Regions from separate parts of the Mus musculus genome. Here regions 1, 2, 3 and 5 are each linked to region 4. A link is a loop called in an ENCODE intact Hi-C map of the cell type or tissue named here. Cell type or tissue: left cerebral cortex. All regions are shown on one strand. Links, peaks and the distances in the headings refer to the core of each region. The heading gives the core; the rest is flanking DNA.

The links. Hi-C counts contacts between places; a loop is a spot of excess contacts. Peaks named below come from ENCODE experiments on the same cell type or tissue, not always from the same donor. Only the 100,000 strongest peaks of a DNase experiment are listed, where the experiment ranks them.
Region 1: a loop joins it to region 4, with 4 times the contacts of the local background. A loop is called at or near these places in 6 of 42 quality-filtered maps.
Region 2: a loop joins it to region 4, with 3 times the contacts of the local background. A loop is called at or near these places in 3 of 42 quality-filtered maps.
Region 3: a loop joins it to region 4, with 7 times the contacts of the local background. A loop is called at or near these places in 31 of 42 quality-filtered maps.
Region 5: it touches region 4 in a loop (2.9-fold over the local background); 12 of 42 quality-filtered maps call a loop at or near these places.

The regions. Positions count from the first base shown.
Region 1 is chr9:103,106,527-103,112,775 of GRCm38, forward strand. Rab6b (RAB6B, member RAS oncogene family) reads left to right here and starts at 5,548. Exons shown (of 8, transcript NM_173781.4): 1 at 5,548-5,700. The coding sequence starts at 5,631. Gm46128 (a long non-coding RNA gene) reads right to left here. Exons shown (of 2, transcript XR_001779270.2): 1 at 6,000-6,249. In left cerebral cortex, for the core only: no CTCF peak of the experiment used is centred there; DNase peaks (open chromatin) are centred at 2,029, 2,947, 4,656 and 5,247; H3K4me3 peaks cover 1,719 bases; H3K27ac peaks cover 2,678 bases.
Region 2 is chr9:102,914,218-102,920,466 of GRCm38, forward strand. No RefSeq gene overlaps it. Among named protein-coding and RNA genes, the nearest start is that of Ryk, 82 kb to the left of the region's middle. In left cerebral cortex, for the core only: a CTCF peak has its summit at 3,515 (motif pointing right); no DNase peak of the experiment used is centred there.
Region 3 is chr9:103,222,970-103,229,218 of GRCm38, forward strand. It overlaps Trf (transferrin), which reads right to left. Exons shown (of 17, transcript NM_133977.2): 2 at 4,927-5,099; 3 at 3,869-3,977; 4 at 2,992-3,168; 5 at 2,074-2,206; 6 at 615-670; 7 at 1-144. Among named protein-coding and RNA genes, the nearest start is that of Trf, 4.2 kb to the right of the region's middle. In left cerebral cortex, for the core only: a CTCF peak has its summit at 2,654 (motif pointing right); no DNase peak of the experiment used is centred there.
Region 4 is chr9:103,299,464-103,305,712 of GRCm38, forward strand. It overlaps Topbp1 (topoisomerase (DNA) II binding protein 1), which reads left to right and starts at 5,864. Exons shown (of 28, transcript NM_176979.5): 1 at 5,864-5,908. In left cerebral cortex, for the core only: a CTCF peak has its summit at 3,413 (motif pointing left); a DNase peak (open chromatin) is centred at 3,407; H3K4me3 peaks cover 554 bases; H3K27ac peaks cover 435 bases.
Region 5 is chr9:102,630,533-102,636,781 of GRCm38, forward strand. It overlaps Anapc13 (anaphase promoting complex subunit 13), which reads left to right. Exons shown (of 3, transcript NM_181394.3): 3 at 3,482-3,712. The coding sequence ends at 3,607. Among named protein-coding and RNA genes, the nearest start is that of Anapc13, 7.4 kb to the left of the region's middle. In left cerebral cortex, for the core only: a CTCF peak has its summit at 2,587 (motif pointing right); a DNase peak (open chromatin) is centred at 2,597.

The DNA of each region.
Region 1 (6,249 bases), core at 569-5,568, 190 kb before region 4:
ACCACAGAATTTATAAGCTCAGAGCAGAGCAGCTGTGGTAGTCCACACAAGACTCACACAAGAGAAACGAACAAATAATATCAATATATCAAAAGTGCATTGTTTAGGATGATCAAGGCAACCAATAGACCTCTAGATAGAATACTGGGGGCAGGGAAGAAGACAGCTATAACCTGCCAAAATCTGGAATAGGAGACATATCACTAGACAGTTTATAGAATTAAAAGATTAATAAGGCAACATTACAAATAGTCTCTCTCACACACAAGTTGTGTAGCTTAAGTGGAAAAATTCCTTTAAAGACACTGACTGTTGGTGATCCATCAAGAAAGAGAACAGAGAACTCAAAAAGTCTAATATTTACTGAAGAAACTGAATTGGTATTTTTAAATCTCCCCATAAAGAAAACCAAGAATCAACGGCTTCATTCAATAATTCCATCCAACTTAAAATTGTTTCACTAACAAATTATCTTAGCTGAGCATAGTTGCTCACACTTTTGATCCCAGCACTCGGGAGGCAAACACACGTGGATCTCTGAATCCGAGGCCTGCCTGGTCTATGGAGGACGGCCAGGTCTACACAGAGAAATCCTGTCTTGGAAAACCAAAACTAACAATAATTTTTAAAAGTACATAAAAAGTTTAAATATTTACGTGTGTCTATGTGAGTATATACCTGTGAGTGCCCATGGAGACCAGAAGAGGGAATCAGAGACCACTGGTTCTGGTCATGAGCTGCCTGATGTGGGTGCTCAGAACAGAACTCTGGTCTTTCTGAAGCATGGGAAGTGCTCCTAACCACTGAGTCATCTCTCCAGCCCTTCCGTTCAACATTTAAGAAACAATTCCAATTTTACATAAGCTCCTGCCACAAATGGGTGATGCCCGTGTACTTCCTGGCTCATTTTCTGAGGCCAGCATGACTGTTATCCAAACCAAATGATGATATTAATTTTTGTTGTTGGTTTTGTTTTGTTTTTGCTTTTATTGGATATTTTCTTTATTTACATTTCAAATGTTATCTCCTTTCCTGGTTTCCCCTCTGAAAAACACCCTCTTCCTTATCCCCTCCCCCTGCTCACCAACCCACCCACACCTGCTTCCTGGCCCTGGCATTCCCCTACACTGGGGCATTGAGCCTTCACAGGACCAAGGGCCTCTCCTCCCATTGATGTCTTACTAGGCCATCCTCTGCTACATGTGCAGCTGGAGCCATGAGTCCCACCATGTGTACCCTTTGGTTGGTGGTTTAGTCCCAGGGAGCTCTAAGGGTACTGGTTAGTTCATATTGTTGTTCCTCCTATGGAGCTGCAAACCCTGTCAGCTTCTTAGGTCCTTTCTCTAGCTCCTTCATTGGGGACCCTGTGCTCGGTCCAATGGATGGCTGTGAGCATCCACTTCTGTATTTGTCAGGCACTGAAAATGATGATATTATAAGAGAAGAAAATTGCAGGACAACATCACTCACAATCGTAGACAAAAAAAAAGTGCCAACATTTTAGAATGCCAAATTTAATATATATAAAAGAACAACTTATTATCATTGGGTAAGGTTTATCCAAAGAATGCAAAGAATGCAGGCATCTGTTGTGGGTGAGGGAAGGAAGAAACTACTGTGGTCCACACCATGGCACACCTCTCAGTAGTAATGGAGTAGACTACTGATACAAACAGGAACTCAGAATCTGTCCATGGAGTTATCTCAGGTGAGAAGAAAAAAAAAAAAAAAAACCCAGCCCCCCCCCCCCCCCCGCCCCATGTTCCGTACAATATAATTTCGTTCAGATTCTTGAGTCTAAGGAAATGAAATAGTTCAGTGATTGAGAGTGAGGAAGGGATAGGTGTGAGGAAGGCAGGAGCAGGAGTGTTCCCATGGTGATGGGACTCTTTGTACTTGATTGTCTATATACGGGCTCGACAATGAACTTGATACACAAGATACTACCATGGTGGAAGTGGGTAGGGCAGGTTAGATAAAGTACCCACGGGTCTGACTTTTTTTGCAACTTCTTGTGAACCCATAGTGACTTCCAAATGAAGAGAAATCTGTAGTTATGTTTTTATGTAAATAGCTGTTGGGAGCCGCCCCCACATTCGCCGTCACAAGATGGCGCTGACATCCTGTGTTCTAAGTGGTAAACAAATAATCTGCGCATGTGCCAAGGGTATTTTACGACTACTTGTACTCTGCCTTTCCCGTGAACGTCAGCTCGGCCATGGGCTGCAGCCAATCAGGGAGTGATGCGTCCTAAGCGAAGAATAACTCCTCCTTAAAGGGGACGGGGTTTTCCGCCATTCTCTCTCTCTCTCTCTCTCTCTCTCTCTCTCTCTCTCTCTCTCTCTCTCTCTCTCTCTCGCTGGCATCTCTCTGGCTCTGCGCGCCCTGCGCTCGCTCGCTGCCTAAAGATGTAAACAATAGAGTGCGCTCTGCGCTGGCTCCTAAAGATGTAAATAGAAGGGGCTTTCGCTTTTGGGGCGGAGGGTTTGCGCTCCTAGCTCCTGAAGATGTAAGCAATAAAGTTTTGCCGCAGAAGATTCTGGTCTGTTGTGTTCTTCCTGGCCGGGCGTGAGAACGCGATTAAGAAATAGCCAAGGGCAAATAGCCAAGCCCTTCTTGAAGAACATGAAGAAACATGGGTGGTGGGGTAGCTATATGTTCCGACAGCGATCTTTGGTGTAAAGATAACAACATACATCAGGTTTTAGCCCTTGATGTATTTCCTCTCTGCAGAGCTTTGGAACCTTTCCGCAGGTGCACCAGGAGACAGGTAGAGAACAGTCCTATCTGCACCATTTGCAAAGCAGAAAGAAGGCTGGGTGCTCTTTCCATGGTTAATTTCCTGGCTCTGCTAAGGTACCGTGGTTATGTAAGATGTTATCGTGGGGGCTGTTGGATGAAGAGACACAGAAACTTCCTGTACTATTTTTTGAAACCTCTATGTAGTCTAAAACTATTTCAGGCTTTAAAAACTGGACACATTTTTACTGAAAATGGTTTCAAAATTGGGGCAGACGATGGAATGCTAAGCAGACACGGGAACCAAAGGCTCTGCTCTATGCATCAACAGGAATCTTGGGAGTACAGCGAGAAGGGAAGAGCAAGTCAGAAGACAGGGTTTGAAATATGAATTCAAAAGACTCAAGAGAAATGAAAGTGTTGAGAGTTTGGGTTTTCTGCCTTGGGGAAGGAGGAAAAGGGGGAGGGGATAAAAGAAGAATTAGAAGACAGGTGTGTGTTCACTGCGATATGATGTCTTTCCATGTTCCTCATCCAGAGAACACACTCATCAGGAAGGGCAGAAAGATGCCATGCAGAAGAAACTCTTTCTAGTGAGACTACCAAAAAGAGGCTTATAGTGGCTCTTTTTATCTATCACATGGGAAATGCCTGATATCCCAGGACAGAATAAAGATGATCCCTTCCCCTAAGAGACAAAGGAATGGCAAGGGTAAGGGAGAGACTTGGAAGAGAGCAGAAGCATTCTAAGGTTAGGATTCACATACAGCATGAAGACCATGCTGTGTAGCTCTGCCCAGACTGCAGGAGCCAACCCAGCCGACTGAACCAGTACAGATGAGGAAATGCTGGGTGGAAGGTGTGACACCCCCCAACCCCCTGAATGCCTTGACCTCCACAGGCAGGGAGGGGTGTGGCTTAGGAGTAGTTCTTTCACTGCTGGAGTGTCCAACTTCTAGCTACGGAGACACAACATTGCAATCTACAAACTTCACAATGTAAAACCAGGCAATGGGATCAACAACAATAAACAAAAACTTGCCCCAAAAAATGTAGAAACCCATCCAGTATCTCATAATGTTCTACATAAGATTACAATATTGTGTTGTGCTGAATTCAAAGCTATCCTGCAAGGCATATGGCCTGTGGACAGTGGGTCGGACACACCTGCCAAAACTTTCCTCAGCCCATGCTGGATCCCGAGACAGCAACACACTCGGGGCAAAAGTAGGGTGGAGTCTGAGTTATCTTAGTCTGGTGCCCAATCTGGCATGCTTATATGCTCAGAGGGATGACCTCCGACTCCAGGGACTTCAAACCGAAGAAGACCACAAGAATAGAACAGTTACTCTGATTTGAGAGTAGTTTTAGAGGTTAATTCGAGCATTCAGCAACTGTTTCCTAAACTCTAGGTGAAGTGGAACCTCAGCTGCTTCCATGGAGTTTCCTGTGAGGGCTCAATGTGCGGTGGGAGACTCTAGTGGGTACATTCGGGGTAAATTCATAAGTGTCCCCTGGGAAATCCGTAGGCACGGGTGTGTGTGTGTGTGTGTGTGTGTGTGTGCATTTCACTCCTGGCTTGCTTTGTGTAACATACACTACACATTCCAAACAGTCCCAAACAAACATTCCCTGAATGGCCAGAGAAGGTCAAGACCAGCAAGTGGCTGGAGAGGAAGAGGGGAGGGGCTTTGTAAAGCCTCAATTAACCCGATGCCTTAGAGTGTACTGCTTGGGGACTGCGTTTAACCTTAGTCTGGCGTCTACTCCTTGCTCTCACGCTACTGTGTGTGCCCTGCAAACTTAGAGGTCGCTCTCTTATACTCTTGTAGCTCATTACCCGAATAAACCTAACTAGCAGGGCGCAGGAGTGTGGTTGGGCTGACGGTCTCAGGATCAAAAGAGGCAGGGCATTGTCTTTGGGTTAGTGGAGCTGTCTTCTACCAGGCAGGTTAGGTTTCAAACCCTAGTAGGCATATCCTGTAAGGGTGTCTTCTCTCTCACTGGCCAGCTCCTCTGGGGACAACCACAGATCCCCTCCGCATGAAGAGTCTGAGCCTAGCTAGATAGGAGGTAAGCTAGAGGCCAGCAGGGGCCACCGAGGAGCCATACCCCAGGTCTGAGCCAGGTATCCGCACATCTTCCTACTCACCACCACACCACACACTGACCCTTTCCTATGTTCCCGCCCTGTCTGACCATCTATCTGGGTCTGAGACGGAAGAAGGGAACCGCATTTAGGTGTCAAAGACCAGAAACAAATGTCCTCTTGACCAAGTCCTGTCTTTTTTTTTTCCCCCTAGGTGGGTGGGTGAGACAGAAGCAGCAGGGCAGAGCAAGACGCTCCAAAGAGGGCACCTCTCTTAGGCTCAAGAGGAGGTGGCTCTCCGGAGCCGGCTGCCCGGGTGGGGGCTGGATGGCGCACGCCCCCCAAGCCCCGCAAACCCACGGGCTCCGCATGACATCAGAGGCTTGGGAGCGCGCAGAGCGCAGGCGCGGGCGGAGCAGGCGGGCGGGAGGGGGCGCGTGGCGCTGCTCGGAGAGCGCTCCTCCGCCCAGCTCGGTCCCTGCGCCCCGCTCCGCCCGTGCCTCGCTGCCCGCGCCGAGCTTCGGGCGTCCACAGCGCGCCCGTCGCCCGTGCAGCCAACGCCACCCAGGGCTGCGCCGCGCACCCCGCCTCCTCCCTTTCCGCCGTCGCCGCCGTCGGACACGCAGCCGCAGGCCGGGGCCCGGCCGCAGCTGGGGAGTCAGGGGCGCGCGCAGCCAGCCCTTCCCCCTCCGGCTCCCGCACCGCTCGCCGCCTCCCCTCGCCCTCCTCCTCTCCCCTCCCTGCTCCTTCACCGCTTCCTCCTCCTCCTCCTCCTCCTCGCCCGGCCCCAGCTGCCAGCACCATGTCCGCAGGGGGAGATTTTGGGAACCCGCTGCGAAAATTCAAGTTGGTTTTCCTAGGGGAGCAGAGCGGTGAGTACTCGGCTTATTCTCTCGGCTCGGAGCCGAGTCTTTTCCCCACGCCGCCCATTCAGCCACCCCACTAGGGACCCTCCCAGCCCTGGCTCGCCAAGGCCCTTCCACGCCCCGGTAGAGGAGAGGGATGCAGATGGGGAGATGGGGCTGGCTCGGGTGGGGCCGGGCTGGGGAGGACCAAGGGGGAAAGGAAGAAGGTGGTTCTGGGGGTCAAGGGATGAGGGTGAGTGTGAGATCTGGGTACGGGTACCCGGTGCAGGTGCGTCCGGGAGGACCGAGGGCGGCGGCTGGCTCACCCGCTCTAGGCGCCGGGCTCGCGGGCTCGCTGACTAGCTCGCACTGCGGCACAGGCTGCGGAGCACTGTGCAGGTGTCTGGGTGCCGGCGAGGGTGTGGGCGAAGGGACAGGAGCCTCTCTTGGGAGAACGAGGTGGGGCTGGGAGCTGGTTGCCCCCACCCCAAGGTTGCGCCCGAGGGGCTCCCTGCGGACCCTGCCTGGAATCTAGGGAAAGGACGCGTCCAGCTCTGGAGCAGATTGCTGCTGGGA
Region 2 (6,249 bases), core at 591-5,590, 390 kb before region 4:
CCTGCCCTTCCTATCAACGGCCATTTTAATGTGGCTGCATGGCCAGTGCTGGGTTCCAACCACATCACTGCGGCTCCCAGAAGAGGGAGCCTTTCTCAGTAAGTGATAGAAAGGCCACCAAGACACTTCTGCTGATATCCATCGGGAAAGACTCGGGCACCAGCAGCAAGGACGTCATTTAGAAAAGAGTCTCCCTAGGCAGCTGGCTGGGGAAAAAAAAAAAAAAACAGTTTGCAAACAGTGGTCTGTGGAAGAGAAATGTTGAGAGAAGAGCGAATCAAGAAGCTGTGTTTTTCCAGATAGGTATGAAGCTAGCAGCACTCTGGAGTGTAGGCTGATAGGGGAAAGGTGTTACCTGGCCATGGGCTCCAGTTAAGTATCTGGTCCAAGATACTGAAGATCTGAATACCTTGGGCCTAAGTCTCCAGAGTAAATCTGGGACTGAGACAGAAAGTAGATGAATGAGAGCTGGTATGTGTGGCTAGAGGAGAATCTGGATCTAAGCCCAGAGTGTCTTCGTTCCAGAAGATAAGCTAGCTCCCTTGCAGTCATGGTGTGGGAGGCAAGGGTTTGGAGTGGAACAGGCACAGCATGGTGTGGTCAGAAGTGGCATCCTAGCACACAGCACCCTCTACTCTATGTTGGCTTGCTCTAACACAATACCTGAGGTGACTGAAGGAAAGAGAAGAGCATATGTTGGCTTACAGTTTTGTGGAGGTTTCAGTTCATACAGGACCAACCCTCTTGCTTTTGAGCTAGTGGCAAGGCAGTATGGAATGGCAGGGCACACGTGGTGGACTAAATAGTTTCTTTATGGGAGCCAGAATCCAAAGAGAAAGGAGCCGTGCAATGCTTACTTGAAAGGCATACCCACTTTTGACAGGAAGGCCTCTAAGCAGTCCCCACCTCCTAAAGGCTCTACCCCCTTACAACTGGGACCAAGCTTTAACACATGGACCTCTGTGGGGACATTAGCCCAAACGTTAGCATCATCTGGTCCCTGGCTTACACACATACACACACCCGCCTTGTGCCTTCACTTCTGATCTCCTCTGTAATGTTGTTCCATACCTACTGCAGTCTAGCAAAGCTCCCTGTTCTATAAAACCCACCTCTCAGGTTCTTCAGTATCCTTAGTCTCTGCTTGCAGTCTGACCACCATCAAATCCACACACACCCCCAACATCAGGTTATTTATAGCATATAAGTGTCACATGAGCAGATGGGAGGGCATCTCACATTTAGACCACAAAAGCAGCTGGCCATGCTAGAGGCCCCTTGGCCCTCTTAACACCAGGACTATCCAGTTGGCACCCCAACTCTGTCATTATCTTCCCCTCTCTCTTGCACTCTGACCCTGCTTCCCACTCTCATCCTCCTCTCTAGCCGCTCCCAGCTTCCCTTGAACTCCATCCTAGTCAACAGCTCCTCCTTCTTGCTGGACAGAGTGTTCCTAGATATCCTCTCCGTTAGCACAGCCTCCCATGCTTCTCCTGGACCCCTCAGACTTGTATGCATGGTTTTCTCTGCCAATGACTTTCTCAGCTTCCAGCACCCCTCCCTCCCTGCCTTCCTGTTAGCATTGAGTTACTACTTCTCAGTGAGTTACCTCCACTCCACTCAGCGTCTGCCCTGACGTGGGCCCAGGGTCCTTCCTTCCTGGGGTAATGGCTCACTTTGCAGGCCCCTGACACCATAGGTGCCAGGTTCAGTGACATTCTCTCCGTGGCATGTGTCAGCATATCGTCCTTGAACTGCCTTCTGTAACTTTGGCTTTTCAAATCCTACTTTGAATAGTTGTTCTTAAATGCTCCAACCTCCCTTCTAGCCCACCACCCACCAGAGGTAATGGGAAAGAAAGCTTATGGTGATACAGGGGCAGTGGGCCTGTTTAGAAATTGTTCTTTGGAGCAAATCCCATCTGTGTTGTCAGGAAACCAGCAGTTCAGTTCACAGGAATCAGCAGCGGCAGCTCGATCCACTCGCAAACACTTCACCAATATAGCAGCAGTCCAACCTAGCAGAGACAGCCAGGCAAGGCTTCACCAGTCAGCAGGAGGGAGCAAGACCAGCAGGGACGCCAGGAGAAGTTCTTGGCTGTGCCTCTCCCAACGAAGCCAAGATCAGTGAAGACTTGAGACGAAGAAGGGTTGCACAGGAAGCCGCCAGTCACTGTCCATTGAGTCCTATGTATGCTCCCCCCAAACATCATGTGTCCTCCACAGGTCTTGCCTCAGCACATGAGCCTGTCTTAGCAAAACTCCCCGTGGGTCTGTATCAGCTGACATCACTCTGCAGATCGGCCGTGGAGCCCGTGGAAGCGGCAAGAAGCCACGGGAACCTCTCAAGTTCTTTGGTGCATCTCTCTCTGTGGAGTCAAGACAAATGGTGCTCAACAATGCATGTAAGGCAGGCCAATACATGCATGTCCTTAGCGAAGAATTCTTCATCACACATCCTTTCATGTGCTTGCTTCAGCAAAATGTCCTTTCACCTGTGTCTGCTTCAGCGAAACATTCTTTGAAATAACTGACTTTCCAAAGAAAACCACGTTTCCACTTCAGCCTTCCTTCCACACTTAGTAATTTGGGGCTCAAGCGTCTACCTCCCCCCACCCCAGCCCCCCAATTTTGGGTTCCTATGGTTCCTATGTCAGTCTTGAGCACCTGCCTGTCAGGTCTTTTCTGTGCTCAGCACCTCTGCAGGACCATCTGGCACCCCTCAACCCCAACATTGAACTTAGTCCCTCCTTAGTCTCCACAGGGCCACCAGGAAGCCACCCTTACTGCTTCCTAGTGCTTCCTGAGCCATCTGTGGGCAGAACTTGTGGTCTCTTGCCGGTTCTCTCCAGACTCCATTGCCCCAGCCAGCTTCCCTCCCCTACGCCCACATTGGTTATACATGGTTTTTGATTATCTGTTTTGATAATCACTCAGGCTCTGCAAAATTGTTATGGGAGATAGTTTTGTTCAACCAGTGATACATAGGACCATGTGAACTAAGAGGGGTGTGTGTGTGTGTGTGTGTGTGTGTGTGTGTCTGTAGGGAATATATGTGTGTGTGTGCTGTCTATTGTTGTCTTTCCTGAAACAAAAGGCTACTCCACCCCCTCTGCAATTTCCTTTAGCCTAGAATTTATTTTTTTTAATTTATTTTTTAACTTATTTATTATTATAGCTGTCTTCAGATACATCAGAAGAGGACATCAGATCTCATTATGGGTGGTTGTGAGCCACCATGTGGTTGCTGGGGTTTGAACTCAGGACCTTCGGAAGAGCAGTCAGCGCTCTTAACCCCTGAGCCATCTCTCCAGCCCTAGCCTAGAATTTATTAAACATTACTTCTCACTGAGAAAATACACTTATGGAGTTCAATATTCTAAAAGTTTGTATTGGCAAAAAACAAAACAAAAACTAAATATATTCCAAAGGCTTAGAGGAAGGTATCTAGACAGTTAGCAAACCTCCAAAAAAGAGAGATGGACTTTTATCCTTAATATTGACCTGCAGAGGGAGCCATGTATAGGGGTTTGCCTTTATTTTTTTATGAAAACCCTTCTGGTAGGAGCCTTTCCCACAGCCTGTCTTTATGGTACCACTCACACGCCGGCCCCATAATCACTCGGCCTACATACACAGCTAGTCCATAGAGCTGCTTTCCTGGAGAAGTAGAAATGCACGCACATGACCTGATCTCTGCTTCCAGGCCTGAGAGCACAGGGCGCCTGCTGGGGGTGGGCTGCAGCCTGTGGGCTGGGAGCCACTGAGGAAATGGCCTGTGACCTGATATCAGTCATGTCCTGCTTCATTGGCTCTCTCAAAAAACATCACCTAGAATGCTTCCGAAGAGGTGACACTGCTGGCTGACCTTACCTGGGGCGGCCCTGAACCTACAACACGAGTTTTCTCTTTTCTTTTCTTTTCTTTTCTTTTCTTTTTTTCCCTCCCCTCCCCTCCCCTCCCCTCCTTTCTTTTCTTTTCTTTTCTTTTCTTTTCTTTTTTTTCTTTTCTTTTCTTTTCTTTTCTTTTCTTTTCTTTTCTTTTCTTTTCTTTTCTTTTCTTTTCTTTTCTTTTCTTGTTTTCCCAGACAGGGTTTCTCTGTATAGCCCTGGCTGTCCTGGAACTCACTCTGTAGACCAGGCTGGCCTCGAACTCAGAAATCCGCCTGCCTCTGCCTCCCAAGTGCTGGGATTAAAGGCGTGTGCCACCACCACCCGGCACAACACGAGTTTTCAACAGTGGCCTGGCTCCTCCATACCTCAGAAATCAGGTTCCTTGTCACTTTTTAATTTAATTTTATTTTATTTTATTTTTTTGTAGTGAAATGAGTACAGGGTACCTTGTTACATAGTTAACAAATACACTTTCTTACCAGGCACAGGCTACTAGGAAGTGCCTTTGAAATTGTTGACTGAAGTTCTACTGAAATACACTTGTGAACTTGCTACAATAAGCATTTGATTTCTTTCCTATCTGAGAGGAAATGTCAAACTCTGAATATAGGCTAGGGATTTATGGCTGGGTCAATAAAATCTTAAGAGTGAGGGAAAAAAACCCTATTTTTGAAGGCTCGTATGGCCTTTTCCTATTACAGCAACCCTGTCTTTCAGGGTTATTTTAAAATACCATTCCGCATGTTAACTCTGCCTTCAGAGGGACAATAGTCAGCAGTCTGCCTCAGCTCTGTCCTCCACTAACAGAGAATACACTTAGGTCTTACAATTCAGTTGTTGTTTCTTTAATAAAGGCTGCACTGAACTTACTTAGAGACAGAGCCTGTCTCATCAAGCAGCCCTGGCTGTCCTCGAACTCCCTTGGTTGACCAGGCTGGCTTTGAACTCACAGAGATCATCCTGCTTCTGCCTCCCACATGCTGGGGTTAAAGGTGTATGCTACCACCGTCCAGCCCCATAAATTGCTTTTGTCAAGAGTATTTTATGACGGCAGAAAAAGAAACCTAGACACTGGCCACCCTCTATCCTTGCCCCGCCCCACCCCCACCCCCGACCAATAACTTAGGCCCAGGAAGGCTTGTTTTCATTTGTTTGTTCACTCCTGCTAGGTCAGGTTCCTTGGGTCACTTTCCTTGAGGTGCCTGGAATCTGCACCGTGCCTTGAAAACCATCTTGAAAGCCAGCCATAGTTATACATGTCTATAAGCCCAGAACTCTAGAGGCAGAGGGAGGGAACCTAATAGAGGCCACCCCAAGCTACAAGGAAGCCTCATGTCTCACCAAAACAAATAGAAAACACAAAAGGGAAAAAGGGCAGTAGGAGAGAAGAGGCTAACCCAGCCTGAATATTTCTGGGAATTCCAGGCCTGGGTTAAGAGCATCCCTTTCAAATGAAGACCTCAAGCTTCCCATGGCCGTTAGCATCCTTTTCCAAGATCACTGCCTCTCTGGTTAGCATCTGGAATGTCTCCACAAAATGTTCACGTGTTGAAGGTTCAGTCCACGGCTGGTGGTGCTGCCTGGGAAGGTTCAGGAACTTCAGGAAGTGGCGTCTAGCTGGAGGAGACCAATCACTGGGCATGCCTTTGGGGAGTCTGTTCACGTCTCCCTAGTCTGTCTGTCTGTCTGTCTGTCTCTCTCTCTCTCTCTCTCTCTGAGACAAGTTTTATTCTGCACCTTAAGCTGTTCTGCAGTTTTCTGTATTACCCAGGCTGACCTCAAAACCTCCCAAGAAAGCCAGCATGCCTGGCTCCCTTCTTCACTTTCAGCCTCTTGTCATTCTGGAGCCGTAGGCAACACCAGAAAGCATATCTTTGCTCTCTATGCTACTAGATGTCTGGACCTATTGGTATGTTTTGTGCTGCTGTGGCATGGTATGGCAGGGGGGGGTGCTTTAGCGGGCCCATGATGAGGCATTTCTGCCCCCCCCCCCCAGGTACCAGCCATACGATGGGTCTAGTATGAAATGAAGTTTATTTGGGGCATGGGGGGGCGGGGGAAGAAAAGGGACAGAGAGGGATGGAAAGGGACAGGAGAAAGAAGGGAAGAGGCTGACCAGGAACACATGGGGTGGGGGAGGTAATGGGGTGGGGAGGGCAAACCAGGCTCCTACCTGACTTGCTAGGTAACTGTTGGGCAGAGCCTAGAAGAGATGCTAACACCCTCAGCCTGTGCTTTCACATCTGCCTCTCCTAGGGTGGGAAAGCCTGAGAAAGGCCAGTCTGGCCCTTGTTCCTTCTTGCCTTCTCAAGGATTGTGTTTTCTGTCTATTAGATCTGTAGTCTCAAACCGGAGTG
Region 3 (6,249 bases), core at 372-5,371, 77 kb before region 4:
CCTTGCCATTGTTTTTTCGAGCCACAACAGCATGAGAAGGGATCCGAGCCAGGTAGCAATCCTCATACTGATCCACTGGCTTGCGGGTATTGTCAAGGCAGAGCAGTTCATATTGGTCCCTGTCAGCCTTCTCCGGCAAGACCTCTAAGGAGGGAAAGTTCAGTGAGCCTGTGGCAGGCTGAACCCCTCCCCATTTTTGAAGTCCTGTTAGCATTGAAAGCATGAACTGAAAGGTCTAGAGGGATCTCTGAGGGTCAAGGAATATGCAGGAAGGTGAGCCTATGACCAGTTAAAGACACAGAGGCTTCTGTAGGCCAGTGAAGCAATGGTTGCCCCCATCCCCTGACTCCAAGCTCAGCAAGACTACTGACAGGCAAGGTCAGCCAGGCCAACCTCCAACCCTTGGCTGTGACACTTCTTCCCTAGAGGGAGAGCCATTGTGTGGTTTGAGTGTTGGAAAGAGACCCATGAATCTTGGTAGAGACCCCCAAAGTACCTTCCTCTGCATATATAGAGACTCAAGCAGCGGGAGAGAGACCCTGCATGCTCAGGTCTGGCCACTAGCCATGAAAAGGATGACAAGGAACCGGCCAGAGTCTTTCCCCATCACTCACCAAATATGGTTGTGTGCTTGACAAAGGCCACATCCCCACCGCCATCTTTCAGACACCTGTGGGAAAGAAGCCCATGAACAAGGAGTCCCAGAAGGTGGACCCTGCTCCTGGTCCAGATCACACTGTCACCTTTCAGACAAGGCCTGAGGCTGAGTGGCCCTCATAGTGGAGACAGCTCTCTAGGGTGGGATGCTGACATCCACAGTACCACTGGGATGGGGGATGTGCTCACGTACCCCAAAGTGGCTGACAGGAGGTGAAAATAATGTAAAAATCTTCAGATCCTTAGTATGGAAGATGACAGTATTTCTACCCTGGCTATGTGGATTTCAGGGTATCAGAAGACAAAAAAGAGAGAGCAAGAAATTGGGCATAAATGACACAAAATCCTATTCCTAAGAGGCTACTTGCAATTGATGCTGGCTTCAGAAAATCAGGGTTGTTTGTTTGTTTGTTTGTTTCAAGATAGTGTTTCTCTGTGTAGCCTAGCTGTCCTGGAACTCACTTTGTAGACCAGGCTGGCCTTGAACTCAGAAATCTGCCTGCCTCTGCCTCCCAAGTGCTAGGATTAAAGGCGTGTGCCACCACTGCCTGGCGAAAATCAGTTGTTTTTGTTTTGTTTTGTTTTGTTTTTGTTTTTTGTTTTTTTAAGGGAGTATATCAACCATATTTCAGGACCAGTCTCATGCCCAGGAGTAGTTGGCCAACACACACACACACAGAGGACTTCATGTTTTGTTTTGTTTTCCCCTGTGTACTTTTGGTTTGGTTTAATCTTCAGTGTTGGTGTGTGTGTGTAAGAAGGTATGGGGGTGCAGTGTCCTCTGGTATGGTGATAGAGACCCAGGGGTAACTTAGGCAGAGCTGGGTGGTAAGAAGCCAGAGAAACCTCTGTAGACTTAAAGACAGATGGTCCATCTGTAGCATCATTCCAGGAGAACAAAGGCCCAAGAGGGACCGGCACAGCGCCTCATTGTCCTTACCAACCCAAGGCTCATGGAGCCATAATAGAGGCTCACATGCCCTGCCTCCCTCAGAGTATTTTATGTCCACTGGACAGTTTTATATATGATTAAAATATATTATATGTAAAAACATAATTTAAAAAGCCACATGTACTGCTGGGGTGGTGCGGGGCAGCGTCTAGTATCCTGAGCATGGTCTACTGTGAGGCACTCGGGGTATGTAGGTCCCTTCAGATGCTACCCAGCCCACTGAGAGGAGACGCCAGCCAGATGCGGAAGCTCTGAGGAGAGAGGACTGCCAGAACAGGGCTTGAACTTTGACATCAGATGGAAGGGGACATAGGTTACCTTGGCCTTGAGAGCCCCAGGTTGTAACCCCGCCTTCCTGGGAGGACCTTAAGCCACCTGCATGCTTTTAGGTAGGTTGGCTCAGCAAAGAGCCCCCATTTGAGGACTTTTGGCACTGGCCACCACAGAGTGTCAATTCCACTCACTTGAATGCGCCTACGTAGCCAAAGAATGGTTGAGTGGAGGAGCAGCCACAGCCTGGGCACAGTTGACACAGTTTGGGGAAGGCCACTGGATCTGCACAGGGGACACAACTGCCCGAGAAGAAACTGGACACAGCTGCTCGATACAAAGAAATGGACAAGGCATAATAAGCATAATGCCATCACCCAGCCTGGGCTGGTGAAGGAAGGCAGAGGCACAGTCCCTGCCCAGCACAGTCCCTGCCCAGCCTTTCATGTACTAAGCAGGGTTTCTAGACAGGAATAAGTTAACCCCTGCTCTTCAGTTACCCTCCCGGGGACACAAGCAGTACTTCTTGCTAAACAAGGCTTGCCCTAGACTTTGCCCACTCTGTTTCCAGGTTTTTTTTTGTTTTTGTTTTTTTCAAGACAGGGTTTCTCTGTGTAGCCCTGGCTGTCCAGGAACTCACTCCGTAGACCAGGCTGGCCTCGAACTCAGAAAGCCACCTGCCTCTGCCTCCCAAGTGCTGGGATTAAAGGTGTGAGCCACCACTGCCAGGCTCCAGATCTTTCAAAGGGTGCCTCTGGGGGCTGTAGTACAGCCTAGAGAGGTGCAGGACAACCTTATGACCAGCAGGTGGAACCAAAGCATCCTTTAACGGAGCAGAGGTGTGTGTGGTGGTGGGGGTGATGGGGGTTGAGGGTGTGTGAGGGACTGAAGTGAATATGGAAATCCACTGTGGACCCACCTGCCCTTTCATTCCTCCTCAGGTCAGCCTCTGCAGGGGTGTTGGGAGCTCACAACAACAAGAAGGTTCAAGTTGCCACTTCTAATTGTTTCCCTCTTCCTCCACTTCCTTGGAGTTCAGCCTACCTGCCTGACTAACCAGGACTGTGTGGCCCCAGCAGTACAGGATATTCAGAATAGAAATGGCGGCTTACCTTTCTCAAGAGGACTGCGGGGCTCCGACAGCTTACAGAAGAGCAAGCCAATGGGGATGACCCAGCCTGCAGACCTTCCCAGGCCTGTGTGGCAGGACTTCTTGCCTTCGAGCTGGTTCAGCTGGAAGTCTGTTCCCTTCTTTACCACAGCCACAGCGTAGTAGTAGGTCTGTGGATCTGAAAGGGGACAATGTGGAGGGAGGACTTTGACATGGCCCAGAGAAGCACTGCTTGTCAGTGCTCTGTCCTGATGAAGGAGAGAGAGAGACCCAGGGGTAACTTAGGCAGAGCTGGGTGGTAAGAAGCCAGAGAAACCTCTGTAGACTTAAAGACAGATGGTCCATCCGGGAAAACAAAGGCTCAAGAGGCATCGGCACATGGGTCATGAGCGCCTCATTCTCCTTACCAAGCCAAGGCACCAGGAACATGTGAGAGCCACAACAGAGGCATTCTCTGTCTCCCTCAAAGTATTTTACATCCTCTAATATGGTGACAGGGACCACCAGAGCTATCTCAGAAGAGCTTCTTGGACTGCTAAGCTCCCTCCGGGCACTATAGGGGTGGGTTTTCTCTTGTCCATGGCGCCTGAGGCTCTGGGGAGCTTGGACACTTCCCCAGATCCAGTGAAGGCCAAGCTGGACCCCAGCCTGCTCTCCATTGAGGATGCCTGACTCAGAAGGTCCATACCAGCCTCCAACCAGCCCAAAGTCCTCAAGATGTCTCCATGTGTGCCCGGAGGGCTAGAAGATCTCATTCCCCATGGACTCCCCAAAGAAAAGGCTTCCTAGCGTTTCTAATGTCGGCTACCTGCCTACAGAATGAGATTTAACATCTACTAAACCACGGTCCCCCTCCTGGGTATTCTGGGAGAACTCACGTTCCACTGATCCATAAAACTCCGCCGCCACGGGCTTCAGGTTGTTCGGAGTCAGGCCGGCATCGTACACCCAACCCCCATCCAAGGTCATAGCATCGGCTTCACTTGCCTAGAAGAGAGCGAGTCCCAAAGACTTATTGCAAGGAAGGCTTCCCTACACCAGAACAAGTGGGAAGGACCTGGCAGCGCTCCATGGGTCTCGGGCTAGAAAATCCCAAGCACAAGCACATCCAGCCCTGCCGGTTTGGGTTGATTCCATCTAGAGGAAGAAATGGAGTCTTTTTTTTCCTCACTTTTCCCTGATGATGTGCCCAGTACCTGGACAAAATGCGGATTTACCCATCGGCAGTGGTCGAGGCTTGGTCTGGCAGGCTTGGTAGGGGGGAAGGGTCTCTCCCTCTTCAGAGGTGGGCACTGCTATTATACCAGAGGCTCTGGCATGGTTGTAGTGGAGCACCCAGGGTCTGTGGGTGGCTGGGTTCTTATATCTGTTTCCATGCTCGGCCACACAGTGGGGTTTGTCATTCAGAGACCCTCGTGTTTTGAGAGTCCCTGTAAGCTCCTCTGTGGGTGCTGTCATGGAGGTGAAAACCCTGAAGGTGCTGTCTTTGTTTTTTTTTTTTTTTAAAGATTTATTTATTATTATATCTAAGCACACTGTAGCTGTCTTCAGATGCACCAGAAAAGGGTGTCAGATCTCATTACGGATGGTTGTGAGCCACCATGTGGTTGCTGGGATTTGAACTCAGGACCTTCAGAAGCCCATCTCACTAGCCCAGAAGGTGCTAGTCTTAACACTGAAAAGCTTACTGCTTTTCCCTATAGTCCTGGGCCCCTGAAACAGTAGGAGCTAGCATGCCATGGCCACCTACGTGTGCGGCCACACCCGGATGGACAGGAGAATTCAAGCCTTGGAATGATCCTCTTCCTGCCACTCTTGGTATAATTGTCTACTTGGACACCTGACAGTCCCCACCCCCCAGTTCAATTTTTTTTTTTCCACAAGTGAGTCAAACCAGAGGCGTATAGGGGCTACCGTTCCCGGCAGCAGGACTTACAGAAATGGCCTTGATGCAATCCGGATAGGAGGTTTTCTTCACACAGGCAAGCCGGGGGCCATCAGGCGGAAGGACGGTCTTCATGTGGTCACGGAAGCTGATGCACTTGGTATTCTCGTGCTCTGACACTGCGCACCATTTGACCGTTTTGTCAGGGACAGCCAGACACAGCCCTGCAGGAGAGAAGGCGGAGGCATAAAGGACCCGCTCCCCGTGCCTGGGGAGAGAACGCACCACTTTACGAAGGGTCTTAATGGCCACCTCTCCTCTGTTCCACCCTCCTCTCATCCCTGGTGGCAGTCATGACAGAGCACAGGGCTCTGCTGCACTCCGATCCTGGGAACAGATGAATCCGTTCGCCCCAACGGTCTGCCATGTTCCCACCTAACCCTGGGCTGCTTAGAGAGATGCTGGGGTAGCTGAAGGTGACAACCTGCTCTTCTTTTGCCTTGGCTGAAGGTCCACATCAAAATGTGAACTTCAGTGGGCAAACACCATCCTCAGCCACCTTCAGACAAGGCTCTAGACACCAACTCTAGGAAAGGCATACCGTCTTTTAGAAATGAGAAAGCTGGCCTTGGGGGAGGAAGCAGGTTTGTCCTACGTCATCATGTTTGTTAGCAGCCCAGACACTAGGTCTGATGGCCAGGCCCCAGGGGAAGATAACGATCTTAGAAGCTTTGCGTCTCTCTGAGCGACAGTTTGATCACGAGTTCACCTGTGATACTCTTCAGCTGTCTTCTGTTGAGAAAAGGCTAGGAACTCCCTTCTATGCAGCAGGCTTCTGTTTCTACCAAACCTTCCCTGGATGCTTTACCCCCTTTGGGCCGCCATTTAGAGAATCAGCTGAAGACAATTACGTGTATCACGATGTGTGTATGTGCTTATATAATCGGGCTCCCATGTGGTGTGTGCATGTGCAGATGGGAACACATGGGGGGTGGGGGTGGGGGACAAAGGGCAACGTGCGGTGTCTCCCGCTATTACTCTCTGCCTGATTTTTTTGGAGACAGTGTCTTTCACTGAATCTGAGCCTTGCTGGTTCCACTAGATTGTCTGGCCAGAAAGTCCCTGGGATCTTCCTGTGTTTGCTTCCCCAGGGCACTGTGGGTTCCCTGGGATCTTCCTGTGTCTGCTTCCCCAGGGCACTGCGGTACCCAGCTTTTTACATGGTTGCTGGGGTTCTGAATTTAGGTCCTGGTGTTTGCATGCTAAGCATCTGCCCAGTTGTACCATCTCCCCAGCTGGGTCACCACTGAAATCCACACGATGGAGAGATGCCGTCTGTGGGACCTGGCACTCCTAGCTCTTGTCACATCCCTT
Region 4 (6,249 bases), core at 614-5,613:
GTCTTGAGGTCTGTAAGAGCAAAGAAACACTTGCTAGTTGGTAACACTGTCCAGAGGTCTGTAAGAGCAAAGAAACACTTGCTAGTTGGTAACCCTGTCCCAAGGTATGTGAGAGCAAAGAAACACTTGCTAGTTGGTAACCCTGTCCCAAGGTATGTAAGAGCAAAGAAACACTTGGTAGTTGGTAACACTGTCTTGAGGTCTGTAAGAGCAAAGAAACACTTGCTAGTTGGTAACCCTGTCCAGAGGTCTGTAAGAGCAAAGAAACACTTGCTAGTTGGTAACACTGTCCAGAGGTCTGTAAGAGCAAAGAAACACTTGCTAGTTGGTAACACTGTCCCAAGGTATGTAAGAGCAAAGAAACACTTGGTAGTTGGTAACACTGTCTTGAGGTCTGTAAGAGCAAAGAAACACTTGCTAGTTGGTAACCCTGTCCAGAGGTCTGTAAGAGCAAAGAAACACTTGCTAGTTGGTAACACTGTCCAGAGGTCTGTAAGAGCAAAGAAACACTTGGTAGTTGGTAACACTGTCCAGAGGTCTGTAAGAGCAAAGAAACACTTGCTAGTTGGTAACACTGTCCAGAGGTCTGTAAGAGCAAAGAAACACTTGCTAGTTGGTAACACTGTCCCAAGGTATGTGAGAGCAAAGAAACACTTGCTAGTTGGTAACACTGTCCCAAGGTATGTGAGAGCAAAGAAACACTTGCTAGTTGGTAACACTGTCTTGAGGTCTGTAAGAGCAAAGAAACACTTGGTAGTTGGTAACCCTGTCCAGAGGTCTGTAAGAGCAAAGAAACACTTGCTAGTTGGTAACACTGTCCAGAGGTCTGTAAGAGCAAAGAAACACTTGCTAGTTGGTAACACTGTCTTGAGGTCTGTAAGAGCAAAGAAACACTTGGTAGTTGGTAACACTGTCTTGAGGTCTGTAAGAGCAAAGAAACACTTGGTAGTTGGTAACCCTGTCCAGAGGTCTGTAAGAGCAAAGAAACACTTGCTAGTTGGTAACACTGTCTTGAGGTCTGTAAGAGCAAAGAAACACTTGCTAGTTGGTAACACTGTCCAGAGGTATGTAAGAGCAAAGAAACACTTGCTAGTTGGTAACACTGTCCCAAGGTATGTAAGAGCAAAGAAACACTTGCTAGTTGGTAACACTGTCCAGAGGTCTGTAAGAGGGATGTGGTGGCTTGAGTGAGAAATACCCCCAAAGTCTTGGGCATTTGAACAATTTGTCTTCAGGTGATGGGGTGCAGGTGCTGGCTAGTTTTAGGTCAAGTTGAGACAAATCAGAGTTGTTAATTGGGAACAAAGAACCTCAATTGAGATAATGCCTTCACCAGATTGGCCTGAGGTCCATGTTCTTCTTGATTGATGATTGATATGGGAGGGCCCAGTTCAATGGGGGTCCCTTGGGAAGGTGGTCCCGGGTGCTACAAGAGAACAGCCTGTGTGAATCATAAGGACTAAGCAGTAAGTGGTGCCTCTCCGTGGCTCCTGCATCAGTTTCTGCCTCCAGGTTCCTGCCTTGAATTCTTGCCCTGACATCCATGAATGGGTTACAAGCTGTAGAATTAAATAAATGTCTCTTCTTCAAGGTGCTTTTGGTCATGGTGTTTAACCACAAAAATAGAAATCCTAAAACATCGGTGCTGTTTTGGGGAGGTTTAGGTAATGCTCTGTTGATGGTCAGATCAACGGAGTCTTTTCCTGAGGCTCTGATGTACGGAGAATGAACCTGCTTGGCAGACCCAGTAATGGCCCTGGGCCAGGGCTTTTGGGTGGGGATCTGTAGCTTCTGTTCTCTTCCCAGCGTGTGGGGCTATGGTTATCAGTCCAAGGCCACTGTGTACCCGGTCTGTAATGTTCTTGAGATACCCCTTGCTCCCCTTGTGCAACACTGTTTGATTACCTTCCTGTTGACTTCGTCCCTTCGTAGGACAGTTTCTGCTGACTTAGTCCCATTTCTTCTCTCAAAATGGTGTCTGAGATGCTGTAGTTGCTTGTCCTAAGACATAGCTCGCATGAGACCTCCCGACCCCAGATTTTCTCTCTATCTTCTTATCTAATGTCCATCTCCCGCTTAGGACCATGTTACTGAAGAATGACTCTCCGACCCAAGTCAGTGCAGTCGCGCTTGGACAAAGCAGATCACTGGGGTTGGAGTTTAAGACTCAAACGAAACGACTTGCCTACTTGCAGTTTGCTCTGCCTTGTGTTTGTAGTTCAAGAGCTGAGGAAGCTGCCAGCTGCTATGCTGCCCCGACCACTGTGGACTCTGACCCTTTGGAGCCATTGTAAGTCTCCTTCAAGTAACAAGACAGTCATCCATGAAAGAAGCATGGACCAGTTGTGATGACTCATTGCTACAATCCAAGCATTTGCTAGGCTGAGATAGGAGGAACAGCACAGGCACTAGGCCAGCCTGGGCTACATAATGAGTTCCAACCCAGCCTGGCCATAGAGTGAAACAGAATCACAGAAAACCAAAGAGGGAGAGAGAAAGAGGGAGGAAAGAGGGAGAGGGAGGGAGAGAGAGAGAGAGAGAGAGAGAGAGAGAGAGAGAGAACGAACGATGTTGGTGGTAAGGATAAAGGTAGAATATTAACTCCAGAATCCTGAAACAACAGACATTGAAGCCATTGTTTCTGGAATGGGAATATATCTCACTTGATGGCGCCTACTCAGCCCAGAAGAGTCCTATACTCCTCCATCTTTCCTCCATATATAGGCTCTCATGGCCATGACTCAAAAGCCTCTTAGGTTTCTCTTCTTTTTAGGACCTAGATACAATTGGCTTTTCTAACAATGTAGCCCCCTACATTTTTTGGCAAGGAAGCCACTTTTTTCTCAGAGTGTCTCCTTACACGATCTACTTAAACACAGCCGGGAACAATCTACATGTGATGTTGGCATTCTACTTTAGAGCCCTCTCCCTGGAACTCACACTGTCGGTAGGCTGTACTTTCCAGCTAGCTGAAGCTATCAGCTTTCATAGCTGCTAGGCCACTTCAAGTTAGCTCTGTAGCAATAGAGGCTGTTTGCTAAGCTCTCTTGTATTTATACATATTCACTTGAAATGCTGGGAATTTAAATATAAAACCCTTTAAGTAAAACAAACGAGCCCTTTTCAACTAAAAAAAGAAAAAAAAAAACATCAAGGTGGGTGATACCTGAGGAATAACAGCTGGGGCTGGCACCTGACTGTCATATACTTGAGCACACATGTGTACCTGCACACATGTGAACATACATAACACACGCCTCAATAAAATGTATGTTGTGGTGGGGCTGCAGAGGTGCGTCAGTGGTGAAGAGAATTTGCTACTCTTCCAGAGGACCCAAGTTTTGTTTCCATGTTAGACAGCTCCCAACTGCCTGTAACTCCAGCTCTGGAGATTTGATGCCACCTCCTGGCTTCTATGGGCATTACATTCATGTGCACAAACACACATAATCAAAGTAAAAATATACTGTGTTAAATGCATAAACATATACCATGGTCATTTATCAGATCGCCTATAGACTGCTCTGAAGGGCATTTTCTTGATTAGTGATTGATGTGGGAGGGCCCAGACCATTGTGGGTGGTGCCACCCCAGGGGAGGTGATCCTAGGTGATCTAAGAAAGCAGGCTTGAGCAAGCAGTGGGTGTAAGCCTGGTTGTCTTTGGCCTCTGCTTTAGTTCTTGCCCTGACTCTCCTCAGTCCTTGGTGACCTATCAAGTATCCTACAGATATGATGACAACTTCAGGACAGAACTGCATTTTAGACATCAACTGTGGCTTCTTTTTCACAGCTCTAATAATTTCTTCAAGGCACTGCAGGGTCTCATGTATCCCAAGATACCTCCTGCTTAGCTAGGATGCAACCAGTGTTATATGGCCCTGAAGATGGAACCCAGGGACTTTTATGCTAGGCAAGTGCTCTACCAACTGAGCTACATCCTCAGACCCTTACCTCCAATACTAAGTATTTCCCTTCTTTTCCCTAGTGGGCATTTACCTCTGCGCCAGTGTTATCGATATCCTGTAAATGAAAAAAGTTAATGATACCTTTAAAGCAGGACCATTATAATCACTACAGTGACCAGCAACCCTAAATATATTGTACTTAAAAGAATAGAGTTTGTGTTGGGCGTGGTGGCATACCTTTAATCTCAGCATTCCGGGAGGCAAAGGCAAGATCTCTTGAGTTCAAGGCCAACCTGTCCTACACAGTGAGTTCCAGGACAGCCAAGGCTATGCAGAAACTCTGTCTCAAAAAATAAAATAAAATAAAATAAAGCTGGGGGTGGCTAATAATTCAGCATTTTATCAATAATTTACCCTTAGCAACTTTTTTTTGTTTTTGTTTGTTTGTTTGTTTGTTTGTTTTTCGAGACAGGGTTTCTCTGTGTAGCCCAGACTGTCCTGGAACTCACTTTGTAGACCAGGCTGGTCTTGAACTCAGAAATCCCGCCTGCCTCTGTCTCTGCCTCCTGAGTGCTGGGATTAAAGGCGTGATCCACCACTGCCCCCGGCTACCCTTAGCAACTTTTAAGAGGTAACATAAGAATGGGGTTTTGGTTAGAACCTAAGAGTTTTCTTACTGTAGATAGGCCAGAATAGTCAGATATTACCTGGGGACAGTGAAAAATGAGAAAGGGCATGAGCTATCAAAGGTGGCAGGATCTAACTGGATTTTTACAAGGAGAACGACCAGTAGTCAGACTACAGGTTTGGCTAAGTAAAGATTCTTTGTCACAAAATGCCGGAAGTACACATCAGAAAAGAAAAAAACCAACTTCTGTAATAAACTGTGCCGGGAAAATTGGATAGCCATACATAAAAGAAGGAAACTAGATCTTAATCTCTCTTGCGTTACACAAATATCAACTCCAAATGGATTAAAGACCTTAATGTCAGAACTGAAATCCTGAAACCAAAATAGTCAAGGGCTTTCTGAATAGGGCCCTAGTTGCTCAGGATATAATACGAACAACGGACAAATGAAATGGGATTGCGTGAAGTTAAAAGGTTGTGCACAGCAAAGAAAAATTAATCAAATGAATAAGCATACAGATGGGAGAAAATCTTTGCCAATTATACACCTGATAGAGGATATCTAGAAATACTTTTTTTTGGGGGGGGGGGGGTGGAGTTTCAAGACAGGTTTCTCTATATAGTCCTGGCTGTCCTGGAACTCACTTTGTAGACCAGGCTGGCAACTCAGAAATCCGCCTGCCTCTGCCTCCCAAGTGCTGGGATTAAAGGTGTGCTCTACCACTGCTCGGCTTAGAAATACATATTTTAAAAGTCTTGAATGTGAATATAACCTAATCAATAATCTAGCGTGCCTTTCATCACCCAGTCTTCTTTCCGTTACTGTTTTTGGCTTTGGTAAGGATTGATTGTTCATCCACTTTGGGGAGTCAGACCTTGACTTTCTTAACATCCTCCCACCCACAAGCCGCTATTAGCTTCATGCGCTGCCCCGGCACCGTCAGGAGAACTCGCCACTGGACCCCCTCGCCCCACTTCTGCACGTTCTGGACTTAAGGCTGATCGGTCCGGCCGCCCGCAGGCCCTCGCCACGAACGATGAGCTGCGCCGCAGCCGAAACTGTTGCCGCAAACCCAGACCCCAGAGCATCTCGGGAAAGCGTGCCCAAGGACCGCCCTCTTCCGACCGCTCCGCTTCCCAGAGCGGGGGCCCCGATGACGCCACTTCCTCCGGAAGAGGTGTGGCGTCCGCTCGGTTGGCGCGAAAGTCGGTTCCCGGTCTTGGCCCTTCCGGGTTCTGCAGCGTTAGCTTCGGGTTGGGGGCGCCGCCGAGGGCGGGGGCTGCGCGCCGGGCTGGCGCCCGACCCCAGCCGCCGTCCTGCCGGCCGCGCGCCCCCCGACTTGGTGCCCGTGGGCCCTCGGGCTCCACCTAGGTGAGCGAGCTTCGGCTCCTCCCGGCCGGCGTGGCCGCCCGGCGCCTCTTGCGGCCTTCGCGCCTCTCCTAACCGGCGGGTGGGCCTCAGGTCCCTGGGGAGCCGCGGCCTGGACGCTCCTTTCCCTGGGAGCTGGGCCGAGCGTGCACGACCTTGCACGGTGGCTGCTTGCGTTCAGAGTTCGTTAACTTAGGAGCAAATCTTGCGGGCTGTGGGTACCCGTAGCCGCAGCGGCGCCCTGCGTCGTCTTAAGCCCCATGCAAGTGAACAGTGAGTGACTGAGGACCAAACCAAGGGTCTCAGGGGATTCAATCAGGAACGTTCATTTTGTTCTCACGTTT
Region 5 (6,249 bases), core at 181-5,180, 670 kb before region 4:
GCTGAAAACCAAACAGTGTCCTCTGCAAAAGCAGTAGAGCCCTTAACCACTGAGCCGTCTCTCAGCCCCTCTGATGCAGGCACACAGCCAGCTGCTTACAGGCAACCTTGCCTTTCTTCTTTGGCCTGTAGACATACAAGCTCTCAGTAAACCTTTTCTTTGCTGATCTCTAGGAAACTCCCTTAAAAGGCTGTTGTTGAACCTTCTGTAATAAGTAACCCCCCACTTTTGCTTATGTAGATTTAAAAAAAAAAACAAAAACTCATTGATGTTACAAAGGCCTAACAAAGAACAAGGCAAACAGAGTCTGGGGACTTTCTCTGTACAGTGTGACACACGCTCTGGAAGAGCAGCTAACACAGCATGACTTCCAGGAGCATCACCTGCACTGCTGTTTTACAAAGAACAGACTCCACTCGCTCACTCACCGGCACTCTCTTTCAAGAGTAAGAGGTGGGATGTGTTCAGTGGATATTCAAGTCGCAGCTTAGTTCAAGTTCAGGACAATAAAATAATAAGAATCATAGCTACAATTTATTACCAGTTTTAAGCCATAGACTGAAATTAAGGCTTGCATTATCTGTAATCCTTAAGACAGCCATACAGGGGAGGTGGTAGTGTCTCCGTTTGGCAGGAAAAGAGTAGGATTAGAGAAGTACACTTACCTCAAGTCTAGTGACTAGTATGTCAGATTTCATAAGCAAAGCTCAAAGTCTGTAAGCTTTCATCTGTCCACCCATCCATCCGTCCATCCATCCATCCAACAATCACTTCTCCAAAGTCTACTGTGTGCCCTAAGGGTATATGAGCATAAGATAAAGTTCCTGTTTGGAGCCAGGGATCAAGAGAGGTAGGTGACTAACTAATGACACTACCAAGCAGGAGGGAAGGATAAGCAAGTGGAGAATGGCTGGAGGCCTGGCATGCAGTAGAAATGCAGAGAAGATGTAATGCTTAAGAAAGAATCAGATGGTTCATGGTGCTAGACAGGGTACTGTAGCAAAGAAGAGTGTAGCAGGCCCAGGGTTTGAAACACGTTGGGAGATGGTGAAGCAGTGGGCAGCAATTACCTTAGTAATTAGGAGGCAGAAAGTTGGGCATAGTTTTTGAGAAAATGTTTGTGCCCCACTTCGACCTCCTTCTCTAGGTATCTAGGGATGAAAGGTCTGTGGAGGGAAGCTGCCATAGCTCACATTTGTCTTTCAGAAAGTGGGGTCTGTAACATTGACAGACAGCCTGATAGAAGAAAGGGCCAGGGGACATCATGTGACTGCAGTGCAGTGATCTAGGCAAGGGAGGAAAACCACAACAGCACCAGGAAAAGTGCTGTGACTTGCTGAGCTCCGTACAGCAAGACCTAAGGAACACTTACATGGTAGGGAATGAAGGGGGAGGTCCCTCTGCTGACTTCCTGGTGCCATGGTAACCTGATCCTGTGGTCCATCCACACAGTGTTGTGATTCTAAAGGAATGTGTCTGTCAGTTAGCTTTTGCTGCATAACAAATTATCCTGAAACTTAATGGCTTACAATAACAACTGTTTGGTCATAATTTTATTTCTTATTGGGGAGGTCTGGTCCACACCAGTTCAGCCAACTAATCCTAGGCTTGCTGGTGCTGCAGTGTCAGGCAGCAGACTAGCTGGAGCCCCTCTGCCAGTTAACAGGATGTCTCCAGGAAGTAGGGTGCCTGGCACTTGGCACACACCACCCTGCAGGTCCTCTGGGACCTCAGCCTCAGGTTCAGCAGCAACAGGGAAGTGCAGAGCACTTAGGGCTCAGGCCCAGAACTGCCCCACAGCTGCATTCTGCTGAGATGGGCAAGTCTGTGGCCAATCCAAAGGCACAGTCAGGGTTAGACTCTGCGGCTTGGCAGGAACAGCTGCAGACAGCTGCAGCTGTTGGTGAATTTGTCCCTGTGGATATTGTGCGTATGGTATTTTGTGTTGGGTGGGCATGTTTTGTCTAGTTTTACATGGTAGTATTCATCGCAAGAATTAATAGTCACCAAGCAAACGATACATCATTTTAGGAAGCCTAGTATGCCATTAGAGAGCATGACATTAAGTCGTTCTTAATCAAAGGCCTGTTTATTTTTTGTGACCTGTAGATAGTTATTAAGGTCAGATTTCTAAACGGACTAGAGAATGACAGTTCTCTGGCTCTGTTTACAGAATGTTGAATCTCACTTTACTTTCGGCATAGCAGACGCATGTTGTGCAAACACATTGGGGTTTTCCTGTATGTGTGTACCTGTGTGCCATGACACACATGTAGAACTCAGCGTTGTCTGCAGTGCCTTTACCCACTGAACCACTTTACTGGACCTGCTTCAAATACATCTGTACATATTGTAGCCAAGTATCATGTTCCATATGTTGAACATAATTTTAAAAATAAAAATACCTCCACATAGTATAAATATAAGTGAGAAATCCTAACTTTGAATATGAAAGCATCAGTTTTCTAACACAAAGTGTAAGTTCAGGGAATTGCACAGAAATACATGTGGTGAACTCTGGAGCCATGGCTTATCTCTGTAAGAAAATGGCTCTTGGGGTGTGAGCTAGTCTTTACTGTGCTTTCCACTAGGGGGAGCTCTCACCTGTTACATTGTCAGTGTCCATTATCCAGCCCATATTGTCACTAAAGAAAGCATTTTGTTGCAGCATTTTTTCTTCTTGATACAATTCCTGTATTTGAGAACATATCAGCAAATCAGATTGGCCCTTAAAGCATTTTTCAATAGGTTTAGCATTGGTTCTTGTCAGTGTTCTCAGCCACTCAGCAGTGTGTGCCCTAGAGTACTGAGTACCCTCACAGCATGCACTGGATCTAATGTCCTTACTCTCCCCGTCCCCAAGGCAGAGACATGGGGGTGAAAAAAAAAGCTCTTTTTTTTTTTTCTCCAATTTTTGAGAGTGGAAACAAAAGCCCCCAAGGGTTTGAATTACCTCATCAACCCAATAAGCCAGCAAATGAAGGCTGTCTGGGCCTCCAGTCTCTGCCCTTAGCCCTCCTGCCCCACTGCCTTTTATAAGAAAACCAGAGTCACAGGGCCAGCATTCCCATGAGGCTTCCAAGCAAGCCGCACTGAACAGACCTCTGATATTTTCTATCCATCTGTTTGTTTAGGCTCTCTCTTTAGAGCATCATATCAGCTTTGCTGGCTGTTCCCAGGCCCTCGGAGGCTTTCTTTCCTAATGCCTTTGTGTTTTCAGAAGTAACTGCAGGACCAGGTCCACACCTATAATCCCAGCTCCTGGGAGGCAAAGGAGGATGGGAAAGAGACTTGGGGGTGATCGGCTGAGAGTGTGGCTCAGTGAGAGAGTGCTAGTGTATCTCAGCAGGGCCCTGAGCGCAGTCCCCGGCCGCGCAGAAACACAGTTCAAGATTTGGGGCCAGCCTAGGCTACCTGAGACCCATCTCAAGGATAGAAAAGACACTTCCTGATGGTCGTTACGGCTGTGCTTCCCTTCCAGAGTGAGCTTCCTGAGCCCGAGCAAGACAACGGAGGCACCACAGAGTCTGTGAAAGAACAGGAGATGAAGTGGACAGACCTGGCCTTACAGGGCCTCCACGAGAACGTCCCACCCGCTGGAAACTGATGCCGGGCTCCTTCCCACGGACGGAGTTTTCAAACATATGGGGATAAAAATGTTTCCTGTCGCCAAATGCAGATCTTTAGCAATAAATCAACACTCAAAAGCATATGCCCACTTGGTTTTCGTTTTGTTTTGCTGTTTTGTTTAACCAACAAAGCACAGCATGAAAACATTCTGAGTGAGAAACTGAGACTTCCCAGGAATGTAGACCGCGGCTCTGGAAGCCTGCGGCAGGTGATGCACACACTTGCGTTTGAACACCGTCGATTAAACGTTTGCCTTTGGCTCCAGTTTTGCTTCTGTCAAAGTTTAATACTGCCCAGCTACTTTGGCACGAGTAGTTGAGAATACAAGCAGGAAAGGCAGCAGAAACCAGGCATGAAGAGAGCCACAGACTCGCATTCCCATGCCTGAGACGTGTTCTGAGTGACGTTAGCCTGTAGGTGCCTATGCCCCGAGCAGATACTCCACTCTCTGATAACTGGCATTCTTAAGATTCCCAAGCTACTTTTAGACATTGCATAAATGTACAGATTTAAAAGTTATCTCTGAAGAATTAGGGGATGGCTTAGTCAGGACCTAAGTTTGATCCCAACTCCAGTAAAAATTGGGCTTCGTGCCATGGTAGTGTGTGCTTGTAATCCTGCTTAGCTGTTAGTCACCTCTGCTCTCCGTCTGTGGTTATTGCCTTTGCACCACTGGAGAGGTTCTCTGCGTGAATGGAATACTCCTTTTATTCAGAATAATAATGGCATCTCATACCTCAGAGCCCCCTCAAATATAAAACACTGTGAAGCCAGTAGTCAGTACAATATTTATACAAAAATTTGTCAGCGGTGGAAAGATGGCTCAAGTGGTTAAGAGCACTTCCTGCTCGTTCTTGGCACCCACATACCAGCTCATACCTGTCTGTGACTCCAGTTCCAGGGGGTTCCTTACCCTCTTCTGGCCTCTGGGGGGGCTGCACACATGAGATGCATATGCATACATAATAGGCAAGACACTCATAAAAATAAATTTTTAGAATTTCTAAAGACTCCACGGCATCAAGCCTTGGGGATAGAAGTACTGCTATAAAATGTCAGTTATTGGCTCTCCCTTCCAGCCGTCTCCCCGAGACAGTATAAGCACAGAACTCCAGAGGACGTGTATCTTTGGCAGCCAGTATACAGAGAACGGGTGAAAAAAAAAAAACAGGGAAAGGGACATCCAAGAAGTACAGCATAGTAGATTCCAGTAGATGTCATTCACTTTAAAGAAAGTGTGGCATTTCTTGTACCTGCCTTGGCTTTCTGAACAAACACCTGACATACAAGTGGCCAGGGAAAACAGTGAGGGGTGAATGTTGACCACCGAGCAAGAGATGACACAAAGCTTCAAAGTGGAACTGGTGTTGCCAGCAAGAAACCTGGGTGGTCTAGGGGCTTCTCCACATCTCCCGAGTCATCGAAAGACTTAATCAGAGCTGGGGACTGCCTGATCTGTTTGGTTTGGTTTGCTTTTTGTTTGTTTGTTTCATTTTGTTTTGTTTTGTTCCAAGACTTTCTTTGTATAAACCCTGGCTGTCCTGGAACTAACTCTGCAGACCAGGCTGCCCTGGAACTCACAGAGATCGCCTGCCTCTGCCTCCCAAGTGCTAGGATTAAAGGTGTGAGACACCACCATCCAGCTTTTATTTGTTGTTTTTGTTGTGTTGTTGTCGTCGTCGTCGTTTATTTGTTTTTTAATGCAAGTCACCCCAGTAGATGGATTTCAGTTAAGACAGGAAATGTAAAAGACAAAAGAGCTTTACACTGAAAAAGATGATGGTGGCTTGGACTGTGGAGGCGAAGGTGGAAGTAGAGGAGGTCGAGATAGCTTTTCCTGGTGGACTTGTCCAGGCTTACCCACTGCACAGTATTCCCTGCAGTGAGATCCCTGGATTGTACGTGTATGGTTCTAAAGAGACTCACATGCAGTGTAAGCCTTGTCTTATAACCCAGAACTGAATTCTCTTGAGCCAGACACAGGCCTGCAGATACAATCTCTGTCCCTGAGAAACATCCAGAGGCCAGGAGCTGCCCATCATCTGAAGCCCATCTTAGACCCACCCCTTCATGGTATCGCAACAATGGCAGCTGGGGTGGATGGAACACTTCCATGGCTCAAGCCCTGCCTTTTCTTTTTAGCTGGATGTCATTGTCCTTTGAATAGGAGATAACAGCTTAAAATTTAATGTTAGCTTGTCAAAAGTTAAGAGACTTATAAAAGTCACTCAAATAGTAAGGGCTTTCCAACCTAGACTGTCACAGCTCAAAACCCATGTCGTTGCCAAAAGCCACATCAATGCCCTAGAAAATCCCACCAGAATTCTCAAATTTTTCATGTTTTTCTAATTTATAGAACAGAGACAGAATTGACAACATTCTTATTAGGGGACCTGAGATACATAAAACAGTAAATATTACTGTTTAGTTACCAAAATAAGATAATTGCTACCAAAAGAAAAAAAATCATGGTTTCACTCATTTTCAGTTTGTCATCAGTGCCCCTTTATCACCAGCAGGGGCCGCTCAACTCCTTTTTAAAAATTTGTGTCTGGTTCCTAAGCCGTCCTGTAGTCCTTCAGTGAACCAACCCAACGGAAGCTGCAAGTCCTGAGGTGC